Linked DNA regions of Mus musculus: regions 2, 3, 4 and 5 are each linked to region 1. The links are chromatin loops, found by intact Hi-C in ENCODE. Cell type or tissue: left cerebral cortex. All regions are shown on one strand. Region 1 has its middle 78 kb from the start of Gm22741. Region 2 holds the start of Thpo (thrombopoietin). Region 3 has its middle 23 kb from the start of Ephb3. Region 4 has its middle 15 kb from the start of Teddm3. Region 5 holds the start of Gm22741 (a small nuclear RNA gene).

Region 1 (5,000 bases):
GTACTGTAGTTGAGCACCCAGAATATGAAGACGTAATTCAGCTACAGGGTGACCAGCCCAAGAACATATGCCAGTTCCTGATAGAGACTGGACTGGCTAAGGACGATCAGCTGATGGTTCATGGGCTTTAAGTGCTTGTGGCTCTCTGAAGCTTAAGTGAGGGTTTCTTTGCAGTGAGTAGAATTTCCCTTCTGTTCCTTGTCACAAATTTAAAAACCTCCTAGTTTATATAATGTAATCACTTGGGGTCCACTTTTAACTTGGACTAGTGTAACTCCTTCATGCAATAATCTGAAAAGGGCCATGCTGTGTAGTCTTGAAGTCTCTCATTTAAACAGGTTGAGCAGTAAGCCCTGGCAGTGTCCACCCTGGAACAAAGCAATAACAAGGTTTCAGCCAAGCCAAGATCCCCAAGACCACAGGAGGCTCTGTCTGACCAGAGGTTCCTTGGGGCTCACTCTACAGAGTCCCCTGCCCTAGGACAATGCCACCATTTGAATAGCCCAAGTGACCAAGAGTATGGGTAACACTGCCCCAGCTGTGTCTGTCACTAGAGGGAGTCTCTGGCTGTAAAAAGAAGCCCTGCTGTCTGATCAAGCAGAATTCAGAAAGGGCCACCTTTCCAGAGAAGCAGTGGGTATCTAGCTCACCACCAGGGTGGTCTTTTTAAGCAGATCTGTCCTAGCCAGGGGATGTTGAAATATGAAGGGTGAGGCCAGCCTGGCATCAGTTAAACTTATGATAAGGGGTCAAATGCCAAGCTGGTGCCATTAGTCGAGTGGCTAGCTGTAGAGGCTTCAATTCAACACGAGCTGCTGCCCAGTGCCATGCGAAAGAACAAACTGATCTTTTGGTTTTCTTTTCCCCTCCAGTTTTAATGTTATGTAATGTATTTAGGTCCTTATTTAAATAAAGATTGTTTTCAGAAAAAAAAAAAAACCCAAAATATCTTGAACAAAAGGATATCACTGTGTGACACACCACAGCTTCCACAGTGAAATGTTTTTGTTTGTATTTTGTTTTGTTTGTTTTCTTTAGGTGGGAGAGGTTGCAAGGTCAGAGGGCATCTATGGAGGGACACAGGGTGATGAGTGGAATTGGGGTGCATGACGTGAAAATGACAAAGAATCAATAAAAAAAATCTAAAAAATGTATGTTAAGGGAGTTCACACAATCTTAGAAGAAAAGACCCCCCCCCCCCCCCCGCATGTTTGTTAGGGTGGCTTACCCACACATACTGTGTTAAATGGTTATGTTGAGGTGTCCCTGTATTTTCAGTTGTTAATTGATCCTCTGGCAGAGCCAGGGATATGTAAATGCTGTCACTTTCTGCCCCTAAAGAGGTATCTCTGAAATTATCATGTCAAAAAGCAAGCTGCCATGGAAGAGGCCAAAAGACAATACTAAATATGGAATGGGCTTAGTCCTGCTGTTGATCGGCTCAGAATGAGTAAGCTGTGTGTCTTAGTTAGGGTTTGACTGCTGTGAAGAGACACCATGACCAAGGCAACTCTTTTTTTTTTTTTTTTTTCTTTAAAGTTTATTCAATACAACATAAACTCCAACTTCACTGAGGTGGCTGACCACGTCCATGACCAAAGCCGCCTCTAAACTGGAACTCAGTGGCCCAGCCAGCCCCAGCCTCAGCTTTCTTGTCGGCTCCAGGGGGCACGGCGCTCCTTCTGTAGGTGTCTCTGTCAGCCTCCCCTCTTGTGAATCTTGCAGGTCGCTCACCCTCTGGACCTTTGGGCCGAGGCCTGCCGGTCTCGGGACGGCTGCGACGCAGGGTGGCGGGCACGATCTCCGGGGGTAGGTGCAGGTAGTCTCGGAGATACTGGATGCCCTCGTTCGTAAGGTACCAGTAGAAATGTCTCCAAGCAAACTGTTCCTTCACGTAGCCTCGAGACTTGAGAGACTGCATGGCCTTCATTACATGAAGGTTGGGCACATTTTTGTCTGCCAGCTCCGGGTGCTTAGGCATGTGGACATCCTTTTTGGCGACCATCACGCCCTCCTTAAAAAGGAGTTCGTAGATGGCAATCCGATTCTTCTTAGGCATCAACATCGCGGCGGCTGCAGGGTCCGAGGCGGAGGCTGGAAAGGCCCAAGGCAAATCTTAAAAGGACAACATTTAATTGGGGCTGGCTTACAGGTTCAGAGGTTCAGTCCATTATTGTCAGGGCGGGAAGCAAGGCAGTGTCCGGGCAGGCATGGTACAGGAGGAACTGAGAGGTAGAACAGTGGGAGCCATGTGGAGGAAAGCAAAGGCAGAGAAGTTGGTTAAGTTAGAAGCTAGCTGAGAGACTGCCTCAGGGGGAAAAAAAAAGCCAACAGCCTTAGACTATATTGAGGTGCATATTTTACATATCAAAGCAGACCTGGCCTCCAGGTTCTCCCAGCATCCCTCAGACTCTACCTTGGAATACCCTGCTCCCAGTCCTGAACTTTGCAGCCCAGAGGCTCTTCCCTATATAATTCAGAAGTTTTGTGCTCTCTCTCTCTCTCTTCCTTCCTCTCCCTCCCTCTCCCTCTTGCTGTCCTCTCTTTCCCTCTCTCTGTCTCCCTCTCCTCCTTCTGTTCTCTCTCTGCATGTGTGCCCTTTCTTTCTCTCCACCCTCTTCTCTCCCCATGGCTACTCCCCTGGCCTCAATCCTTGGGGCCAGTGAACTTGCACCCCAATAAAACTGCCTTTGAATTGGCTCATTTCTCTGGTGCCAGAGAGCTAACCTATTATATATAGATGTCTTCATGCCTTTATTATTAAACCACAAATGCCGTCCCTCCAAAGCCCCACAATACATGTCCTCCCTCATATGTAGAATCTGTTACTAGCACATGCACACATGTGAACATATGTACATGTGGTTGCAGAATAACAGAAAGGGTTAAAATAGGGGACCAAGGAAGAACTGAGTGCAGGCAATAGGCACAAGAGGAGATAAGCTAATTGCTGTTTTCAGTGCTAACTCTGTCACAGAGTTTTGGTGTTGGTAGTAGAACTTGCAAAATTATATATTTGCCAGTGAAAGTATAAAATCCAATGTGAAGCTTCACAGTGCTCATGCCAAAGGGCTGCTCTAACTTTGGGTCTGGTTAACTTTGTGTGATTTTTTTTTCAACAGTTTTACAATAAACATTTAAAAAATAATTGGAAAGGGCGATAAGTTATTCTGCATTGGTGAAATGAGCCAATTCAAGCCAGATTAAAGTATATATAATTGCAGGTTTATTTGAAAGCAGCTCTTGGATGGTACACTGGTCCCTCCAAGACCAGGGAAGTCATCATGGGGAGGAGGGCAGAGGGGAGGGGAAGAGAATGAGACAAAGAGTGTGTGCACAGAGGGAGAGAGAACGCAGGTTGTCATACTTGATGGCAGGCGGTTTTACCCACTGAGCCATCTCACTGGTCCAAGGCATGGAACTTTTTAGTGGAGGAAATGACAAAGCCTTGTGAAAAAAATTAAAAAGACCAAAAATAAATGAAGAAACATGTTCATGGATCAGAAGACTCTGCGTCCTGCAAACTCCTGGCAAGCAAGCAGTATGTAATCCAATTAAGATTCATGGGTCAGAAGACTCAACTTCCTGCTGATGCCCCTACCAAGTAATCTGCAAACCCAATTAAAATTCTACCCAGATCTCAATGAAGTTCCCTTTGGGATGGAACTTGACAAGCTGATCTTAAAATTCACAAAGCAGATCAGCAACCAGATAATTTTGGAAAAGAACACAAGGCAGTGGGGTGGAGAAGACTTAATCTCCAGGCTGAAGGGACTCAGTGGAACGGTGGGGGAATGGAAACAAGAGAGTGGGGTGGCAAAACAGAACACAGAACCCTGCGTGAGACCCACGCACATATGGAAGAGAGATACACAGCAGCTGGGATCTCAAATCACAGGAGGAAGAAATTACTTCGAGAGCTAAGCAGAGCAGGGCTGTGGGGATGACTCAGTAAGCGGCAGTGTTTGATGCCAAGCCGGATGACCTGATTTTAATACCTGCGACACACTCCTGGGAAGGCAGGAATCAAGTTGGGAAGCTTCCACATGCATGACTATACAATCTCTCTCTCTCTCTCTCTCTCTCTCTCTCTCTCTCTCTCTCTCTCACACACACACACACACACACATGTGCATGCACACTCACACACAGAGTGCTCAGACACTCATGCACATGTACACACAACATGCACATACATGCACTCACATGCGATATAAATAAATGTTTCTTAAAAGTAATACTTGGGAAAGTGAAATGTAGAAAAACATAACATTAGGTTTTTAATCTTCTTATCCCCAAAGAAATATCTTAAAAGTTAATCTTTAAAGTTTTAAAAAGATGATAGAGAGAGGTCTTTATTATGTTTGGGCAGAAAAAAATTCTTTTTCTTCTTTTTGAGATTTATTCATTTTACATTATGTGTGCATATTTTGCCGAATATATGTATATGCACTGCATACATGCTTGGTGCCTGCAGGTCCACTGGAACTGGAGTTGTGGATGGTTGTGAGTCACCATGTGGGTGCTGAGAATTGAGCCCAGGTCCTCTTCAAGAGCAACAAGTGCTCTTAACTAATGGACCATCTTGCCAGCCCCAAAAGATTTTTTAAATAGGTTATAAAAAAAAATCACATAAGTAGAGGGTAACATTTTACCTGCTTCACTTAGGCGATTCCCATTGAAAGGGATGCCAGACAGAAATGGAGACAAGATTCAAGATAAAGAATGAATGTGTTCATCACTCAGAAGACTGGCAGGTGAGCACCTGCACTTGGATACAGAACTCTTCCCAATAGGATGCTAGGACAGCACTGGAAACCATGACAGAGAAAGATAGATCAAAGGGAACAGCAGCTGCACTAATAATCAAGGGAATGACTATTTAAACTCCAGGAGACACCATCTCATACCAGCAGTGGAGCGGAGGCGCTACTAGGTATTCAGAGAGAAGATAAACAGACATATCGCAACAGGCTACTGGTGAAAGTATACATTGTTAT
Region 2 (5,000 bases), 92 kb before region 1:
AAGAAGCATGGCCGCCAGGAGCAAATCTTGGATGAGGAGAGGTGACGGTGAAGGGTGGATAAGGAGAAACTTATTCTCAGGTGGTGACTCAGGGATCCCCATTTGGGCCAGACCTGAAATCCAGGGGTCTGCTGTCCAGACAGACCCCTTTTCTAGGGGAGACTGGGGTTCCCAGCCCTCTGCCCACCTGCCCTGCGGCCAAGCCATTCTTGAACTTGTCCCTAGCCCTTCATGTAGCCTTACCAGTCAGCTCCATTCTGGCCAGGGTGTCTAACTGAAGTGGCTCCCTGTATGGGGCCTCTCCCCTGAATCTTTCCTGGGGCCATGGAGGCGGCTTGAGCTTCTGTGCTTCTTTCGGCAGAGTCGGGTGGGAGAGAGGTGGGCCAAGGACTCTGTCCTGAAAATGACAGAAATAGTGAATCGTTCATCAGGTTTCAAGGAAAAGACTTTCTGGCACGGGAAACGGGTGCTTGGAGGCCTTGAACTGCTGGCCAGCTAGGGCCAGAGCTGTTTGTGTTCCAACTGGTCCCATATTTTCTTGTGACTGAAGCATTATAGTGCCTCCTCTTGTAACAGCTCTTCAGTGACTCTGATAAGATCTTGGTGCCATCTACCAATTGTTGCCCTGCTAAGAGCAGCGAGATGTTACGCACACATTTTAAGTGGACTCAAATTCTGAGCATTGGTTGTTAGCTGGGAGAGAATGTGGGACGGGAATAGAGAGGGGTGTTGTTAAGTTTGGAGAAGAGTGGAAAATGGGTCACCAGGCCAAGAAGAAAAAGCAAATGGGCAGGCAAATGGACACATGCACTAAGGAACGGTGTTGGGAGTGGGACTGAGGCAGACTGGGTAAGGACATAACAGACCACCAGAGGCAGGAATTAAAAGAGAAACTTGGACATTCTTTCCCTTTTGGCCCACAAATAAAACCCAGGACTTTTCTTTGGATTTTCAAGTACTCAAGTCAAAGTGGGTAATAGAACTAGGACTTCTTTCCTGAGGCCAGAGACCTGGGTGGCACTTACAGAGCAAGATGATATCTGCCTCACATGGCTTCCTTCACCTTAGACACTGCCAGCGTTTTTTTACGGCAACTGCATCTGCCTCCCTGCCCCCTCCAGATCCCTTCCAGGCCCTTCCTGGGACCCTCGCTTTTCACAAGTTGAGCAAAGAGGCATTAGGACCCTCCTCTTTTCACAAGTTGAGCCGAGACCTGCACCTGATTCAATATTGGGATCTCCTGTAGGTCTGTCAACAGACACACGCCCCCCTCCTGTTACCCTCTTTCCGTGCCTTGGCTCACCTGACCCAGCTTCCCAGTGCCAGACTCAGAACCTTAAGCTAACAAGAATGACCATATGAGGGTGGGAATTAGGATTACGTTCCTCTGGACAAAGTTCTCCAGGCCTGCACGCACCCCCTTTCTTATTTTCTCATGGCCCCAAAGCAGCCAGACCTATGCTGAATTCTGAGTCTGTGAATAATCCCTCATAAACCAGCTACCCAACCCCCTTTCCCTGCTCTGTCCTGCTCCTCCCATTCTGGGAAGGCTCCACTCTTCTTGACAAAGGTCAGTGCCTGTAGGTTCCAGTTTGCTTGCCCCTCCCCCAGCTAAGAGCCCGGTTCTTTTTTGTTCTTCATACCATACCCCCACTTAACCCCAAATGGTGCTTGCCACTCACCGGGTGGAGAAGGGCCTCAGGACCCAGGTGCACAGCAGGCAGCACTCTGGGGAACAAGTAGGTAGGAAGACACTGGTTGGGGTACAGCCCCTCCTCTGTAGTAGGGTCACAAGCCTGCCCAGGCCACTTCCGCCCAATCAGAGAGCAGAGAGCCACCAAGCCCAGGTGAAGGCTCCCCCGGAAATGACGACTTCTTTTCCTGTCTACTGGGACTAGAGCCCATGGCTGGACCATGGTCCATGAATAGAGCCCAGCTCCTCCACCCACACACACTCTAGAGAGAATTTGTATAGCGGGAACTGTCTCATGTCCTGGCGACATGAGAACCTGGGACCTAAGTGAGAGAGAGAAGAGGGTTAGTCCAGGAGAAATCTGGCAGAATACGGTTCTCTCTGGGAAAGAGAGGTCTTGTTTTAGATGGATGAAGTCTCAGTTCCTGGCTCTCCAAATTTCTTTTCCCTGAACAGTATACCTGCTGCTGAATTCTGACAGCATGCTGGCTTGCTTGCTTTTCCTTCTATATTCCCCTGCTCCAGAGGAGTGTCTTTCCTGGCATTTCCCCTTTCCAACTGGCAAAGTAGGTATTGCCTATATTAGAAAATGATCACGTTATCAGAAAGACAGTATGGACAATATGTGGGACCCGGGAAGTAAAGGGATATGTGTTTGGTTAAGATTGAGCCCAGAGGGGCTGGTGAGATGGCTCAGTGGGTAAGAGCACCCGTCTGCTCTTCCGAAGTTCAAATACCAGCAACCACATGGTGGCTCACAACCATCGAGATCTGACTCTCCTGGAGTGTCTGAAGACAGCTACAGTGTACTTACATATAATAAAAATAAATAAATAAAAAAAAACAAAAACAAAAAAAAAAAAAAAGAGCCCAGAGCTGGGCAGTGGTGGCACACTCCTTTAATTCTAGCGCTTGGGAGGCAGAGGCAGGTGGATTTCTGAGTACGAGGCCAGCCTGGTCTACAGAGTGAGTTCCAAAAGATTGAGCCCAGAGCATGTCTTGATTCTCAGCACTTGGGAGGCAGAGGTAGGTGGATCTCAGAGAGTTTAAGGCTAGCCTGGTCTACCTAGTGAGCCAGGGCTGCATAATGAGATCTTATTTAAAACAGACAGACAGACAGACAAACAGACAGACAGACAGATTGACTGGGCTCAGTCTTTCTACTAGGGGTACAGGGACCTGGAGCGCTAAACCCCCTCAGCTCTGTGGGCAAGCCTGCCCTTGATTGCTCAATGATCCTCTTCTAGTCCTACCACTATACATGTGACAAGAGAAATAACCAGGCCCATCTGTCCCTGTCTTAGGAAGGACAGCTGCCGAGCCTCCCCCACAAATACCTCTTTGCTGGCTCCTCTCTTCCTTTGGCCCTGGCTCTAGCTCCTGTGCTTTCTCCCCAGTCCCTGTCTCCCCACAGTCTCTGTCCTCAGGGACCTTGTGGCCTGACCCTGTCCTCTCTCCCTTGTCTTCCTCAGGCTTTCTCTGCGCCTCAGAGAGGATGGGCTATCTACTGAGGCGTATGGCCTGGATCCCGGAATTCTCCAGTTGAATAAGAGATGCCTTCTAAGATTAGGAAGCCTAGTGCTGGGATAGTGGGAAGAACGGTGCGCGCGCGCGCGCGCGCGCGCGCGCGTGTGTGTGTGTGTGTGTGTGTGTGTGTGTGTGTGTGTGTGTGTGTAGGATGGGGAGGCTTGTCTAGAAAAGCAGGACAAAGGAGGTGGGGACTGAGCTGGAGAGGAAGAGGGTCATCTCTTGGATGAAGGAAAAGCATGAGAGAGCCAGAGGTGGTAGTTGGATGGACTTGAGAGCAGGTTGGGGTGCTGGTGAATTATGACTCCACTCAGGGAAGCACTGCTTGATTCTGGGAAGCACAGGCTAGGTTCCTGTCCCTGGGAAGTGAAGAAAGAGGAGAGACCTTAGAAGGGAAATAGGAATACAGCCAGAGTGAAAGGAAGGGGGTGCTGTGGGTCCTAGGTAGGGGTGGATCGGTGTCATTTTCAAAGACAAGTCCTCATCCTCCAGCGGCCCATCTCGTTCAAGAGTGCCACAGGCCCGAGGCTCAGCCTCTGCCCTTCACTAGCCTGAGCCTCTGGTCTTGGGGTGGACACCACCTCCAGGGGTGGTCGCAAGGAGCGTGTGTGGGGGTGTCGAGGCCCGCCTCTCCTCTCCCTCTTTGCGCCCCCTAGTTCCTCCCTTCCCCCTACCCACTCCGCTCCCCCCTCCTCCAGTCCCTCCCTCCTCCCCTGCCGGGTCCCAGCCTGTCCCCCTCCCCCACTCGCGATCCGGCCGCTGCTGCTGGGCCGGACCCCCCGGGCTCAGCCGGGCTCCTTGTGGAGCCGCCGCCGCGCCCCGTTTGCTGAAGAGGAGGCCCCGGGCCCGGACGCCTGGCGCGGGCATAAAACGGGCCAGAGCCGGCGCCTAGGGCACTAAAGTGGAGTACGGCCCGGGTCAGCGCCCCTCCGCCCGCTCTCTCCCGCCCCGCCCGGCCGGGAGCCGACCAGGCGACTGTGAGACGAGCCCCTCGCCACTGCCCCCCTCCTGGCCCCGGCCCCCTCCTGCCGGCCCGCCTCCGGTCCGGCCCTACTCCCTCTCCTGCTCCCTCCTCCCGCCCGCCTCCCCAGCTGTCTGCTCCGCGTCATGCCGAGCCTCCCGGCCCCGCCGGCCCCGCGGCTGCTCCTCGGGCTGCTGCTGCTCGGCTCGCGGCCGGCCAGTGGCACTGGCCCTGAGCCCCCAGCACTGCCCATCCGTTCCGAGAAGGAGCCGCTGCCTGTCCGGGGAGCGGCAGGTAGGTGGGCTCCAGGGGGAGGTGCGGGAGGGGAGTCTGACTCCTGGCAAGTCTACATCCACAGGGAGAGGGCCCCGGGCGCAGGTGGCTTCGCGCAGCGGGAGGGTGGGAGGGGAAAGCAGAGGCGGCGAGGTGCACGGTGCCAAGGGACCATGGGCCTGGCGGGCAGAGCCCGGAGCAGGCATTACGGCACGAGCAACCGGACAGCGGCCGCCAGCCAAGCCCGTCCCCGCAGGCTGCTCCTTCGGCGGGAAGGTCTATGCCTTGGACGAGACGTGGCACCCGGACCTGGGGGAGCCTTTTGGGGTGATGCGCTGCGTGCTGTGCGCCTGTGAAGCGGTGAGTGGATAACGCAGCTGCCTGCCCTACTCTAGAGGGTAGCGGAACGCTGGTGTCCTAAGTAGTAGACTCGGAGATGCTCAGGGGAAGGCTGGTCCGCAAATCGGAGGAAACCGCTTTCAAGTCTGCGGTGTTGACAGTTATTGATCGCCCACAATGTGACTGGCTTTTAGCCAACTTCCCCCC
Region 3 (5,000 bases), 360 kb after region 1:
GAACTCTCAACTCCTTCTGAACCATGCCTGCCTGGATGCTGCCATGCTCCCACCTTGATGATAATGGACTGAACCTCTGAACCTATAAGCCAGCCCCAGGTAAATGTTGTCCTTATAAGAGTTGCCTTGGTCAGCCAGGCATGGTGGCACATGCCTTTAATCCCAGCACTTGGGAAGCAGAGGCAGGCGGATTTCTGAGTTCAAGGCCAGCCTGGTCTACAAAGTGAGTTCCAGGACAGCCCCAGGGCTATACAGAGAAACCCTGTCTTGAACCCACCCCACACCCCCCAAAAAAAGAGTTGTCTTGGTCATGCTGTCTCTTCACAGCAGTAAAACCCTAACTAAGACAAATTCTTTGCGGCAATTCCAATCTTTGTTGTCAGCAGTCCAGTCTACTTGCAAAACACCAAACACGAATGAGCAGCAGTGGCTCTGTCCAGAAGATACCACAAGACTCTGCCAATCAGCTTGAGTCTGCTCAAGTGGCAAGAAGCAGCCAGAACACCGCCAGAAGTTTCTTTCTATAAGGTTATCTTAGTTAGGATTTTACTACAATGAACAGACATCATGATCAAGACAACTCTTATAAGGGCAACATTGGATTGGGGCTGGCTTTCAGGTTCAGAGGTACAGTCCATTATCATCAAGGTGGGCGCATGGCAGCATCCAGGCAGGCATGGTGCAGGAGGAGCTGAGAGTTCTACATCTTTGTCTGAAGACTGCTAGAATACTGGCTCCCACGTGGTTAGGAGGAGGGTCTCAAAGCCATGCCCACAGCAACATACTTCCTCCAACAAGGTCACACCTCCAAATAGTGCCACTTCCTGGGCCAAACGTATTCAAACCACCACAGAAGTCATGACGAGCAAAGATCAACTATAAAAACAAGGCGAACCAATGCCTGAGCATGATCCACTGTCTGTTGGGTTACACTTACACTCTTTCCAAACATCACATGCCCTTTCACTAGACAGCTTCCAGAAAAATACCATGTGTCTGTTCTCAGCAAAACATCCCCTCACAAGGCAGTTTCCAGAAAACCCATCTCATGACACAATGGAGTCTCCAAAAAAAAACTGGAAATTCTTACTTCAGGATAGGTCTGCAAAATGTTCTGATCCTAAAAGTCACAGAAGAAAGCTTCCAAGACATGACTCATGAAGGATATGTGAGTGAAGGAGTTTGTGGAATCTTCTTTCATGATTAAGGAGAATTGCTGAGGCCAAATATTCGATGGGGGAATCTCTGAGAGGTCACCATGTGAAGCCATGAAGGGGAAGCCTGGTTTGCATCAGGATCCCAAGATTTTGAAAATACCAGAGCCATGACAAGCTACAAAGGATAGCTTCATAGAGAAAATGGAGCTAGCCCAAGAGAGAGCAGTGTGTTGCAGGTGCCAAAGTTGGAAAGTCAGAGCTACCTAAGCTCTCTGACACCAGATACAGAGACATAGGATTTGGATTACAGCTATTGTCTCACAGAGTATTGGTCTAGTTTTGGTCAAGTATTTTTTTCACTTAGCCTTCTTTCCTCACTTTTGGAATGGTGATGTATGTTCTGCACCATTGCATGCTGGAAATATATAATTTGGGGTTTTGCTTTTGATTTTTACAGAGGTTACAGGTAAGAGATTGTCTTGAGTCTCAGAAGAGACTTGGGCTTTTAAACCATGTTGAGATTGTGAAGTCATTTCAACTTTTACTAACTGCATTTTGAGCCATGTTATAGCCATATCCCTATGGAAACTGGGGAGACAATGTGGTAATTTCAGTGAGAATGGCCCCTATAGGTTCTTATGCTTGAACACTTTGTCTCCTATGGAAAGATCCTTTGTGAAGAATTGAGAGGTGTGGCCTTGATGAAGGAAGTGTGTCACTGAGGGTGGCCTTTGAAGTTTCAAAGGATTCTAATCATTTCCAGATCTCCCTCTCTCTCTCTTCATAAGTTACTGTGGTCAGTACCTTAACACCAGGATACAAAATTAACTAAGATGGATCTTAACAATGAGACAGCTAGAAAACCTGAAATATTTGAAAATAAATGAGCTATTTCTAAGTAAATTGTGGGTCAGAAAATAAATCACCAGAGACAATATTTTAAAAATGGATGGTACTGAAAATATAAAACAGCAAAACATATGAGCTGTGCCTGGACTGCACTTCTTAAAAAGTACAAAGCATCAGAAAGGAAGGGCTTAAAGGAAGTGATATAAGTGATATAAGATTGCACAGGAGGAGACAAGAGTGGGGAATGGGATAGGGCTGTTGGTAGAGTGCTTGGCCAACACAAGCAAAGCCTTGGGCTTGATCCCCAGCATTGCACAAACTTAGTATGCTGGCCAATACCTGTATCTAGCTCTCCACAGATGGAGTACAGAGATTCAAGGTCATTCTTAGCTACATAGCAAGTATGAGGCCAGCCTGGGCTACAAGAGATTGAGAAAGAAAGATAGATATTTAGAGAGAAAGGGAGGGAGGAAAGAAGGAAGAAAGGAAGGAAGCTGAGGTTACAACTCAGTGTGCAGTTGCTTTTTTTCTATAATTCTGAAGGCCCTGGAGTTGTACAGTAGAAGAAAAGGTAGCAACAGTTTAACTTACATCTCGACTGGAGGTTAAAGAGTAACTGAGTTAACTAGCTGGCTACAGATGGATCTGGGTCCTACCACAGTGCAGTTGTCCTTCAGCAGTTACAGGGGAGCAGTTCCAAGAACCCAGCTGCCAACAGTCAGCAGATCCTTAAATGCAAATTCCCTTTTATAAAATGATATACAGCATTTGCATGCAACCTACACACATCCTCCCACTAACAGTAAAGTTCTCTCTCTTCCTGGGCTCTCCCCCAGTCTCTCCCATATGTTTTAGATCAAACCAGATTCCTTGTGATACCTAATGCCAATGATACCTCAAAAATTGTTGTGCTGTATGATTTGACAAGAAAAACAGTATGTGTCGGTTCAGTATTGACATAATTTTTATTTCCATAACAATTTTTTAAAGATTTATTTTTATTTCATGTGTATGAGTATCCTGCTTGTTTATATGTATATCTGCCATGTGGGTGCCTGGTGCCCAAGAAGTCCAGTAGGGGTTGTCAGATCCCTTAGAACTAGAGTTACAGACTTATAACCATAAGTCATGATGAAGGCCCTATGGAAGAGCAGTGAGTGCTCTTAACCAATGAGCCATCTCTCTAGCCTTCTACAAATATGTTTGATCTGAACCTGTGGATGATAGAATCCAGTGAGTGGGGCTTTTCATATGTGACTGAATTTTATATAGTCTACTTTGCATTAAATACCATCTTTTGGCAACTGTTATAACTTTACATTTAATCTCAGCAATTTCGAAATAATTTTTACAGATTTATTTTATATTCAGTTATGTGCATATGTGTCCAGAAGAGGGTCTGGATACCCTGGATCTGGAATTACAGGTGGTCATGAGCCACCTAATGTGGGTCCTGGGTGCTCTGCAAAAGCAGCAATAATTCTTAACCACTGAGCCATCTATCTAGCCCAACTTCTAGCAGTTTCAAAGTTTATTTAAAATTTAGATAGAGAGCAGCTGGGCAGTGTTGGCATATGCCTTTAATCCCAGCATTTGGGAGGCAGAGTGTGGTGGTGTGGCCTTGTTGGAGGAAGTATGTCGCTGTGAGGATGGGCTTTGAGACTCTCCTCCTAGCTGCCTGGAAGACAGTCTTCTCCTGATTACCTTTAGAACAAGACGTAGAACTCTCAGCTCTGACTCCAGTGCCATGCCTGCCTGGATGCTGCCATGCTTTCTGCCTTGATGTTAATTGACTGAACCTCTGAACCTATATGTTAGCCCCAACTAACTGTTGTCCTTTATAAGAGTTTCTTTGGTCATGGTCTCTCTTCATAGCAATAAAAACCCTAACTAAAACAAAAGTTGGTACCAGAAGTAGAGTATTGCTGTGATAGGCCTAACCATGCTTTTGTTTGGAGGAATGTGGACTTTGGGATTTTGGAAAGCAGTGGAATGTTTTAAGTGAGGCTAAATGGGACATCCTAGTAAGAATATGGAAGACTTTGTTACTGAGAGTGATTTGAATTGTGCAGACCTGGCCCAAGAGGTTTCAGTGGAGAAGAATTTCATTTTGTGGCCTAGAGACAGTTTGTGTGGTGTTTTGGTGAAGAATGTGGCTGCTTTTTACCCTTGTCTGAAGAGTCTGCTTGTTGCTAAGGTAAAGGGATTTATATTAATTGCATTGACAAAAGAAGTCTTCAAAAAGCCCAGCACAGACTTTGTTCTCTGGCTTAGTCTCATGAAGAGTGTTTTGATCAAGCTTTGCAAGCTTTGAAAGGAAAAGTACAAAATCTATAGTTCAAATATTAGAGGGGCACCAGGAGGTAGAATGGAGCTGAATCCTATGATCAAGGAGATAAAAAGATTAAGAGATCAGTGACCTTGGGTCATTCAGCAAGATCCTACCCAGCTAAGCTTATTGTTTGATTTTGTTGTTGGTCAAGGAATAGTAATATCTAGGCATCATTACTGTTTGGTTGTTGCTTTTATTTGGACGTTTAATCTGAAATGAACAACAGTCTAGAAAATGGAGGGCACACCTTGATCCAGATCTTGGAGCTGGAAGACATAGGATGTTCAGGCATAATGGCCATGAAACACTTAGGCCCAGGCATGTTGGTACATGCCTTTAATCCCAGGAGACAGAGGCAAGGAGATCTCTGAGTTCAAAGTTAGCCTGGTACAGAGCTTAAGTCCAAGCATGTTGGTACTCTGTTGTGGAAAATATTTAAAATTCCAGCCCAGGGCTTCTACCCTGCCTTGGTTATCGAGTTCCTGAATGAAAGACACATTCCCAGCCTTTATATTTACAATAAGTCCTAAACAGCACAATAGCTGGGCAGCTGCCTACCCTCCATGCTGTAGAATGTACTTTCCTATTGATAACCCCGAGTTATTACTTACTATTTACTGTATTCCACCTGGGCTACTCTTAACTCCAACTGGGCAGCCCTC
Region 4 (5,000 bases), 350 kb after region 1:
TACATGAGGCTGTCTCCTGGGTTACTTCTCAGCTGCACAGAGTTTGAGGCTAGCCTGGGCTACATGAGACTGTCCCCTGGATTATTTTGACTTTTCCAGTTTCTGCTATTCCAACCGGTCTACTTAAATTCTCCTTTTTATTGTAGTTAATTGTATTTTTTTAGAGATAATTTTCTCTAGATGTTCAAGTAGGCTGCCATGGAGTCTTATGTAATAATGTCTTATAATTATTTTTCTTTCTTTTTGAATCTGCTATTATACTGTTTTTCTATTTTCTACTATTATTTGTGTCTTATATCTTTCATTGTTTTCTAACGGGCTACCTACTTACATTATTAAAAATTAGCTGCCAGGCAGTGGTGGCACATAACTTTAATCCCAGCACTCAAAAGGCAGAGGCAGCTGCATTTCTGTGAGTTCGAGGCCAGCCTGGTCTACAAAGTGAGTTCCAGGACAGCCAGGGCTACACAGAGAAACCTTGTTTCAAAAAAAAAAAAAAAAAACCTAAAAACAAACAAACAAAAAAACCCAAAAAACAAAAAAAGCTTTGGGCTGGGCCTGGTAGTGCTAGCCTGTTACCTCTGCTACATGAGAGGCTAAAAAGAAGTCCAATGGTTGTTGTGGTCAAGGGGAGAAGAAACATTTCCCTTTGTTCAGAGAGATATGTGAATACTTGCAGGTGGTGTTCTGGGCTGCCAGTAGGTGGTTACTGTATTGTTCAGAGAGGGGGTAAAAAGTAAGCCTTGGTGGGCCTGGTGAGGCATGGCATGAGTATGCTTGGAAAGATGAGGCAAGAGGACCATGAGAAGGAAAGGGTTCAAGACCAACCTGGGTAACAAAGCAGACCTTAAAACAAAACAAAACAAAACAAAACTGAACACATGGAAATAAAGATGCTTTCTTAAATATCAATGGGAAAATTGCAACAATGGACAGAAAGACAGGGAAAAAAGGCAACAGACTCAAAATGCAAATGGAAAAAAATGCTTAACCTCTAAACTGTAGTCATTAGAGAAACACAGACTGATGCCATAGAGAAGCAACTGTCCACATCATTGAACTGCAGAAAGTTGATCATGCCAAAAGCTGCTGATACAGTTTAGAAGCCGCTTTAGAAAAAGGCCGGGCAGCAACCTGAAACACAGAAGCCAGGCATGCCTTGCAATTCCGCAGCACAACCCTGCTGAGCATCCTGTACAAACAACATGCACACAAGGTGATGCCAACCAGATGTCCCAGGAACCTGGTTTATAATAAGGACAAATGGGAATGCGCTGAGGTTCATCAATACGAGGTACAGAGTGGCAGGTCTCTGGTTTGATTTTTGCTTTTTTGTGAGACAGGTTCACTGTGTAGTTGAGGTTGGCCTTAGATTCTTCATCCTCCTGAGAGATGGGATCTCAGGCACATGCCACCATGCCTGGTGTGTTAAATATAGTCAACAGACAATATTATACTACTCCACAACAAAATAAATTTTGCTTATTATGATCAGCATTAAGCAGGATTGGCAGGGCAGCTCGAGGGTGGAGCCATTTGCTACCAAGTCTGGAGCCTACATGTTGGAGGGAGAGAGCTAACTTCCTCTGACCTCCACACACATGCCTTGGCACACTTATGCACCTCCCACAGAAAATAAATAAAATTTAGGAAAAAAAAAGCAATAAAATAAGAATGAGTAGCATCGTGTCCCAGTTAGGCTTCTTTATAAATATTAGCTTATTTCCTGAATGAACAGAGCTAGGTTTAACAACACGAGTGAACCCCAAAGCATCATGTTGGCTCAACAACAAGCCTAGAAATGCTACCCATAATTTACCATGTGTGTGCAGTAGGGGCATTCTCATAGTTGATACTAAAACTCTTCTCTAGCCCAGAGGCTGATGCCCCCAAACTCTCAACAGAAGCAAGAGGATTGCTGTGAGTTCCAGACCAGCCAGAGATATATGGTGAGGATTTGACTAAAAAAAGGAAAAAAAAAAAATCAACAAGAAATAAAACTGCATTCTAGCTGGGTGTGGTGGTGGGAGCCTTTAACCCCAACACTGGGGAGGTACAGGCAGAGGAACAGAAATTTAAGGCATCATTAGCTACATAGCAAGTTCAAGGTCAGAAGGAAGTTGAGATTTGTATCTCAAAACCAAAAAACAATAACCCAGTATTATACCAAGTAATACCCATTCTATAGGGTTTAGAAATCCTCACTATGGGGCGTAGAGAAGGTTGGGGGAAGGAGGGTCCCCGGAGCCTTAGCTGTGGGGATTCTGCTGTTCAGTGCTGCCTGGAAGGCGGATTGTTCCACCGGCCTTAATATATCTCCGAATTATCTCATAACACTTTTTTTTTTCCTAAAGAAAAGCCTCCCACTCTGCGTTTCCTTCCTTCCACGCTCCTATTCTTATTTCACATGTCTGTGATCATCCCATGTATACATATTTATATTCTATTCCTCTCACCCTTAAGTTCGCACGTATAATTTAAGAGTCTTCAGAATGTTCCTAACAGCACACGCTGTCCCGGCCAAGACAGCCTGTAGTACTCATCCACGTTGACTCTGACTTTGAATTCTGCCATTTTCTCACTCTTCACCGTGAAGGATAGCTGTCTGTATGAAAAGTTTGGGGCCAGTGTGTAGCTTCATATTGACACACACAACCTCTGTAGCATTGCATTTTGTCAAGAGCTCTTCTGATCACATTTCTTCTGTAAATGCATTAGGGCCTCCCCCACTGCCCAGCCAGGCCTGCTGGAAAGCCACTGTAAAACTCTTAACTGCTTTCATCTCCCAGAATGGAGGGTGACTGAAGGTATGTCTCAAATGCATATCAACTCTCTGAAAGGACAGCCCTGTCACTGCTGCGGGAAGGGGGACTCACTGTCTGGTTCAGTGTATCCTGCATATCAGATCTCCATATAAGAGAGCCCCATCAATGTTGTAGGGAGGGGACCCACTATCTAGTCCCAAAGGAGCCCCCTCAGGCTTACAGACCTAGTAGTGCCTACTCCTTGCCTCATAAGCTGCCACCAAGAGATCACAGGGTCAGATTTGTCAAGTTGGGTTGGGATAGGCATTGTGGCTGTACTTTCTCAGGATGTTAGACCTCTGGGTAAGCCTTGCTGCATACTCAGGCCTTTGGCTTCTCCTAGCTGGACACAGAGACCATTCACCTTCCCAGGCCCACCATGGAACACACACACACACACACACAGAGCAGGGGACGACCCATAGCATCCTTTCCCACAGAAAGACTGTAATTTGGGGGGCAAGTGTGAATTGAGGAAGTTGAAAAGGGAGGGGGAGAGGGGGTGGGAGGTGGGCCTGGGAGGGAGGTGGATGAGAAGAGAGAGAGAATGTAGGCCTGGAGGATGCAGAGGCTGAGGGAAGGGGGATGCATGGCAATGTTCACCAGAACCAGGCTGTGGGAGTGGAGGGATTGAGGAGGAGCAGGATGCTGCAGACTTGAGTGAGGGTTGAACCAAGGTAAGAGGAGCCCCGCCAAGGCAGGGGCACCGCCAGGAAGAAAGTGCCCTATTGCAGTACTGGGAAGTGCATTAGGAAGTGCAATAGAAAATATATCGGGTAGTGCATCTAGTAGTGCATTGGGAAGTATATTGGGAAGTGAATCAGGAAGTGCATGGAAAGTGCATTAGGAAGTGCATCAAGAAATACACTGGGAAGTGCATCAGGAAGTACATTGGGAAGTGCATGGTGTCCCTGTAGAGGAAGATGTCAAGGGGAGGAACTAAAGGGCCATACCAAACAGGTGGTAGGGTTCAAGACACTGAAGAATTACCAGATAGATCCTCCAGGGACATCCTCCCAAACTGAGAAATAAAATAGTGAATGGCATGTTGTCTGAAACTCTATGGAGCCATAAAGACAATGCTGCCTCCTTGGTATTGGATAAACAACTGTGGGGCTCTTCCTGTGGGAAGACCATTTCTTCCAGTGTCAGCATACCCCAGCTACCTATAGCTCTTTGTCTAGGGTTGAGGCCCAAGGAGCTTTCCCAGTTCCCTGTTAATATGTCCATTGGTGTTCTTCAGGTCTTCTTTAGGCAGCCATGTTGATAATGTTCAGTCCTGAGATCATATGCATATACGTAGCATCATATGGATAAAGCATTTATGTATTTTGTAATCTACAAACACACATACCCACCAACATATCAAAGCAACTAAATAAAATTAAATTTTTATTTAATAATAAAAGCCAAGTGCACACTGTCATGAGACATGAAGAACCTCTGGAATTCTTGTAGGCTTAGATTTTTCAAAACTACTTTAATAAGGGTTCCTCAACACTTCAACCTCCCTTCTAGCTCACTGACCAAAGGTAGGGGAAAAGAAAGGTTACTAGGAAACAGGGGTTGTGGACCTGTTTAGAAGTAGTTCTTGGGGACCCCTGTGGTTGAATTAGAAAAAGCCTGGAAGAAGCTGAGGAGGAGGGCAACCCCATAGGAAGACCAGCAGTTTCAACTAACTTGGACCCCTGAGATCTCTCAGACACTGAGCCACCAACCAGGCAGCATACACTAGCTGATAAGAGCCACCACCACCCCTACCCCAAACACACACATATACAGCAGAGGACTGCCTGAGCTGGCCTCAGTAAGAGAAGACACACCTAACCTTTGAGAAACTTGAGGTCCCAGGGAATGGGGAGGTCTGGTGGGGTGGGTGGAGGTGGGGGGCATCTTCCTCGCCACAGGGAGGAGGAACGGGATGAGGAAATGTCAGAGGGCAGAACAAGAGGGAGATAATGGCTGGACTGTAAAAAAAGATTAAGGATAATTAAAATATAATTTTTTAAAATAAAGGAATAGTTCTTTGGGGGTGATTCCAATCTTTATTGTCAGAATATCAGCAGTCCAGTCCAAAACATCAAACACAAATTGATAGTGGAAGTCCAGTTCAATTGGCAAACTCCAAACATGAATCAGTAACAGCAGCTTGATCCAGAGGAAAGTGCAAGGCTCTGTGGAAGCAGCATGTGGAAT
Region 5 (5,000 bases), 77 kb before region 1:
TCCCTCAGTCCCTAGGGAAGTGGGATGATGACCTAAGAAATCCAGTCCTGTGTGTGGTCTCTTCAAATTCCTGGCATCCAGAGACCTCAAGAGGGCACCCCATGCATGCCCCTTTAAGCCACTAACAGCATCAGGGAACAAAACTAAAAGCAACAACAACAACAACAACAATAACAAAACAACAACAACAAACCAAACCCAAACAAAAGAACAAGAAACCCAAAACAACAAAAACCATGGAAGGTGATTTTCTTGGGCAGTGTCACAATGTCTTTGAACACTCACTAGTACAACATTATATGGCCTCTAAGCTAGGGCCAGGAAGGCCTTCCACACTCTTAAGGGTTTGACTGAACTCCCGAGATTCTCCAGCACAAAGGCAGGGAACACACAGGCTGTTGGACAGATGAGGTGATTTTGATAACCCTTGCTTTTCAAAGAGAAAATTCACATATAGTTCCACTTTGCCATGTTCCATCTGATCTCCTAGTGATATTCTTTACATACTTTTAATATGCAGAATCCAGATTTTGGCATATCAGGCCACAGACAGCCACTGTTCTAGGACTTTGTTAATGGTGGGGCTGTGGCCAAGTTGCCTATGAATCATTTATGGCAGTAACTAAGAAGGGCCATTTTCAAACTGTAGCTATGGATGTCTGAAAATGTCAATCAACATAGGGGTGGGTAGACATGGGGATCCAGGGGCCTCCTGGGAGGGAGGAATCCTGGTCGACCTCTCTACTTTGAAGACAGACACTCAGCCATTAGCAAAGTCTGCACTCCAAAGATGGGTTGGTATGTTGTAAAAATGTTTTGAGCTGGGCAATGGTGGCACATTCCTTTAATCCCAGCACTTGGGAGGCAGAGGCAGGCAGATTTCTGAGTTCGAGGCCAACCTGGTCTACAGAGTGAGTTCCAGGACAGCCAGGGCTATACAGAGAAACCCTGTCTTGAAAAACCAAAAGAAAAAAAAATGTTTTGAAACAACTGATGGCATCTTGCTCCTTAGACTTTTATAAAAATAATGGAAAGTAGAAAAACAGAGGCAAACCAGTCCTGAGGGTATGGTACAGAGGATCAGTCACTTGAGGCTGTCCTTGTGTACAGTGGGTTCAGGACAGTCTGGGCTAATGTGACCCTGTCTGAATAAAACAGAACAAGAACACAGAAGCAGGTGACACAAGGACAGAGGCAGGAAGGAAAAGAAGTCTTATAATCACAGAATGGAAGTATGTGTCTGAGGGTTGGAAGACACGTCTCAGCCTGACAGCTGGAGGCCACTAGAGAACAACTTGGAGACCATATATGAAGGAAGATACATGTGGAATACACAGACTGAGTATGGGCTGCTGGCAGCAGTGTTACAGGTGACAAAAGGGAGATCTATTAGGCACATAGTATGATACACACACACACACACACACACACACACACACACACACACACATATATATATATATCATGATCAGAGTTCTCTGAGAATGGAGTCCCCACACACCGGTTTGCCTCTGATGTTTTCACGTACAAAACAGGCACCAGGGTTGCTGCTCCTCGTCATAAGAGTAGCTCACTATGTATGCATCTGTGTCACCATGATCATGGAGGTGGTTCTCCCAGGGCGCAAAGCTCATCCCTTGCCCTCTGGATGTGCTAAATACTGGGGCTTCCCCAATGAGAGAAACTTGACTGCACAATTTGTGGTAGTGAGGACTGCATTCATACCCTCTCCTTTATAAATCATTGTGAATAACTATAATACTATAACAATTATAAAAGCTATAAAATAACTATAAACACAAAAATGTAAGAAAGAAAAATTCACGTGTTACTCCAAACCACAATACCAGCTGTCCAAAAAAAAAAAAAAAACTAAACCAAAAAACCAAAAACCAAAACCACAACCACTGTGTTTTGGGGCCACCAAGATGTCTCAGTGGGTAAAGACACTTGCCATGATCCACACGGTGGAAGGAGAGAACTGACTCACAAGATTGCCCTCTGGGTTTTCATTGTGGCTCCTCTCCACATGTGCACACACACACATACACATACACACACAAGTTCACACACACAAGTACATACACACAAGCACACACAAGCACAAACACACGTATATACATACACACACACACAAACATACACAGACATACACACATAAGCACTTTCACACACACACATATAAGCACATACATGTAGTCTACTACTACTACTACTAAAGCTTAAACATTATTATTTTTTAAATCAATGCCTATTTAAAGTTTCAATTAAAACATTTAGTTGTCTGACTCACTTTCTCAGTCCCTGTCCCAACAGCCTCTTGGTCCTCACTTGTGAAGTAGCTGTCGAATACCTGGCCAGGCACAAAACATGAATGCTGGGGCTGGAGAGATGGCTCAGAGGTTAAGAGCACTGTCTGCTCTTCCAGCAACCACATGGTGGCTCACAACCATCTGTCATGGGATCCAACGCCTTCTTCTGGTGTGTCTGAAGACAGCGACAGTGTACTCACATACATGAGATAAACAAACAAACAAACAAATCTTAAAGTAGTTAAAAACAAACAAACAAACAAACAAATCTTAAAGTAGTTAAAAACAAACAAACAAACAAACAAATCACAAATGCTGGAAAAAGTCTGCATGTGACAGTCTCAGAGAGAGCATAGCAAATTGGCTTTCGGTTTTTAATTTTTGGCAAATTGACTAGAGGCCACAAGTGGAGTTGCACCTCCTCTGCTGACAAGTACTGACAGTTGTTTGTCTTTCTGTGGACAGCAGAGGTGGCCCAAGCCACTGTGAGCCTCTGTAATGAACTGCGGTGGGGCATCCAGCTTCTTCTGGTCCACTCACCTTGGCCAGTCAGGCTTACTGGCTGAGCGGCAGCCTTGCTGTGAGACTCTGGGGTTTTTCTTCCTCTTTTGAAGTCCTGTGCTGTTGTTGAGGTCCTTGGTCTGTTTGGTGACAGAGACCCCCACGCTCACATGTTCAGAGGAATGAGCAGAACACACATGAAGACAGCAGGTGCCAAGGCAAGAGAAACTGTCTGGCGGTCCTGGCATGGAGCCCTCAAAGGAGGGGGAAGAAGGGGAAGGACTGGGAAGAAATCCTGCCAAGTACTTGTTCTTCCAGCCCAGCAGCTGGCAGGCCTCATGCGTCTAGCAAGGCTGGGGAAAGGCGTGTGAGTCAGGAGCAGGTGGCTATGGCTGTGACTCTCCACACACAAAGCAAGAACACTCTGGAAATGGCATCTGCAGTTGGCTGTTGCTGGTGGCCCTACCTTCGAACATGGTGGCCCGACTCCCCAAGAAGTTCCAACTCTGAAGGAAGTTGAGGGAAACCACTTTCTCCAACATGAATATAAGAGGGAAGTCACGAAATTATTCTTTACAATTCAAACCTTCTGCCAGGCATGATGACAAACATCTTTGAACTTAGCACCCTGCAGGCAGAGGTAGGGAAATGTTTGTGAGTTCAAGGCCAGCCTGGTCTACCTAGCAAGTTGCATAGTGAGACCCTGTCTTAAAAAAACAAACAGACCTTCTCTCATTTTTTTTCTGCCTTCTACTCTGGCCATCAAAGAAACATTATACTACCTTATACTGAAGAGAGGAGAGTTGGAACAGGGACAGGCTAGGGAGCTGCAGAGAAAGGAGGCAGGAAGAAGAACTGAAAGGATTTTACTATTTATCTCAAAGTTTTTTTTTTAAAGATTTATTTATTTTATGTATACGAGTATACTATAGCTGTCTTCAGACACACCAGAAGAGGGTGGGTGTCCATTACAGATGGTTGTGAGCCACCATGTGATTGCTGGGAATTGAACTCAGGACCTCTGAAAGAGCAGTCAGTGCTCTTAACCACTGAGCCATCTCTCCAGCCCCTATCTCAAAGTTTTTAATGATCACATCTAAAGACCTGATAATTACATGCAAGATGTACAAAATGATACCTAGGGCATAGTTTCCACCTGCTACTCTATCCCAGGGGTGTCTGGGTCCAGTGCATTGAGAAGATAAAGGTGTAAGCCCACACTGTTTTTTTGTTTTTTTTTTTTGTTTTTTTTTGCTTTTTCGAGACAGGGTTTCTCTGTGTAGCCCTGGCTGACCTGGCACTCACTTTGTAGACCAGGCTGGCCTCGAACTCAGAAATCCGCCTGCCTCTGCCTCCCAAGTGCTAGGATTAAAAGCGTGCGCCACCACACCCGGTTAAGCCCACACTGTTTGCATTGTGATATCTCAAAGATGTCACTGTGCATCTTAGCCATCTGTGAGGCTGTTGGAAAGCAAATGGTGGTTCTGAAGCTCTGGAAGTTTGTGCTGCTGACAGGCTCCTTCAGGTTGGGGTCTGCATACTATGAGCAGCTGAGATGCACATAGACCCTCACTTTACATTGTCAGCAGGAGCTGCCACACCACCAGGGTCTCACGGGGACTTATCTGTACAACTAATATGCTATCTATCTTTTTATTTTTAAAACATTTTACTGGGGCTGGAGAGATGGCTCAGTGGTTAAGAGCACTGACAGCTCTTCTGAAGGTCCTGAGTTTGAATCCCAGCAACTACATGGTGGCTCACAACCATCCGTAATGAGATCTAATGCCCTCTTCTGGTGTGTCTGAAGACAGGTACAGTGTACTTACATACAACAATAAATAAATCTTAAATTTTTTTTTTTTTTTACTGACGTGTATGTATATAGTGTGTCTCCATGTGTACGTGTGTGCAGGTGTTCATGGAGGCCAAAGAGGATATCAGATCCTAAATAAGTTACTTCTTTATTGCTGTGATAAAATACCATGTCCAAAGCAACTTATAAAAGTAAGTCTTAGGATTTCTATTGCTGTGAAAAGATACCATGACCACAACAATTCTTATAAAGGAAAACGTTTAATTGGGCCTGCCTTACAGTTTCAGCGGTTTAGTCCATTATTGTCATAGCAGAAAATGTAACAGCATGCAGGCAGACATGGCGTCGGAGAAAGAGCTGAGAGCTCTGTA

What was found. Peaks named below come from ENCODE experiments on the same cell type or tissue, not always from the same donor. Only the 100,000 strongest peaks of a DNase experiment are listed, where the experiment ranks them.
Region 2: a loop joins it to region 1, with 12 times the contacts of the local background. A loop is called at or near these places in 2 of 42 quality-filtered maps.
Region 3: a loop joins it to region 1, with 10 times the contacts of the local background. A loop is called at or near these places in 7 of 42 quality-filtered maps.
Region 4: it touches region 1 in a loop (12-fold over the local background); 2 of 42 quality-filtered maps call a loop at or near these places.
Region 5: it touches region 1 in a loop (9-fold over the local background); 2 of 42 quality-filtered maps call a loop at or near these places.

The regions. Positions count from the first base shown.
Region 1 is chr16:20,820,576-20,825,575 of GRCm38, forward strand. It overlaps the pseudogene Gm9536 and the pseudogene Rps10-ps2. Among named protein-coding and RNA genes, the nearest start is that of Gm22741, 78 kb to the left of the region's middle. In left cerebral cortex, a CTCF peak has its summit at 561; DNase peaks (open chromatin) are centred at 603, 3,060, 3,829 and 4,805; H3K27ac peaks cover 2,964 bases.
Region 2 is chr16:20,728,821-20,733,820 of GRCm38, forward strand. It overlaps Thpo (thrombopoietin), which reads right to left and starts at 1,778. Exons shown (of 6, transcript NM_001173505.1): 1 at 1,683-1,778; 2 at 244-397; 3 at 1-26. The coding sequence starts at 256. Chrd (chordin) reads left to right here and starts at 4,307. Exons shown (of 23, transcript NM_009893.2): 1 at 4,307-4,475; 2 at 4,711-4,814. The coding sequence starts at 4,328. In left cerebral cortex, no CTCF peak of the experiment used is centred here; DNase peaks (open chromatin) are centred at 3,100, 4,350, 4,529 and 4,801; H3K4me3 peaks cover 1,438 bases; H3K27ac peaks cover 2,607 bases.
Region 3 is chr16:21,179,611-21,184,610 of GRCm38, forward strand. No RefSeq gene overlaps it. Among named protein-coding and RNA genes, the nearest start is that of Ephb3, 23 kb to the right of the region's middle. In left cerebral cortex, no CTCF peak of the experiment used is centred here; DNase peaks (open chromatin) are centred at 2,746 and 3,613; H3K27ac peaks cover 4,290 bases.
Region 4 is chr16:21,166,533-21,171,532 of GRCm38, forward strand. No RefSeq gene overlaps it. Among named protein-coding and RNA genes, the nearest start is that of Teddm3, 15 kb to the left of the region's middle. In left cerebral cortex, no CTCF peak of the experiment used is centred here; a DNase peak (open chromatin) is centred at 2,382; H3K27ac peaks cover 1,045 bases.
Region 5 is chr16:20,743,738-20,748,737 of GRCm38, forward strand. Gm22741 (a small nuclear RNA gene) reads left to right here and starts at 1,571; the gene lies at 1,571-1,735. In left cerebral cortex, a CTCF peak has its summit at 2,721; a DNase peak (open chromatin) is centred at 3,131.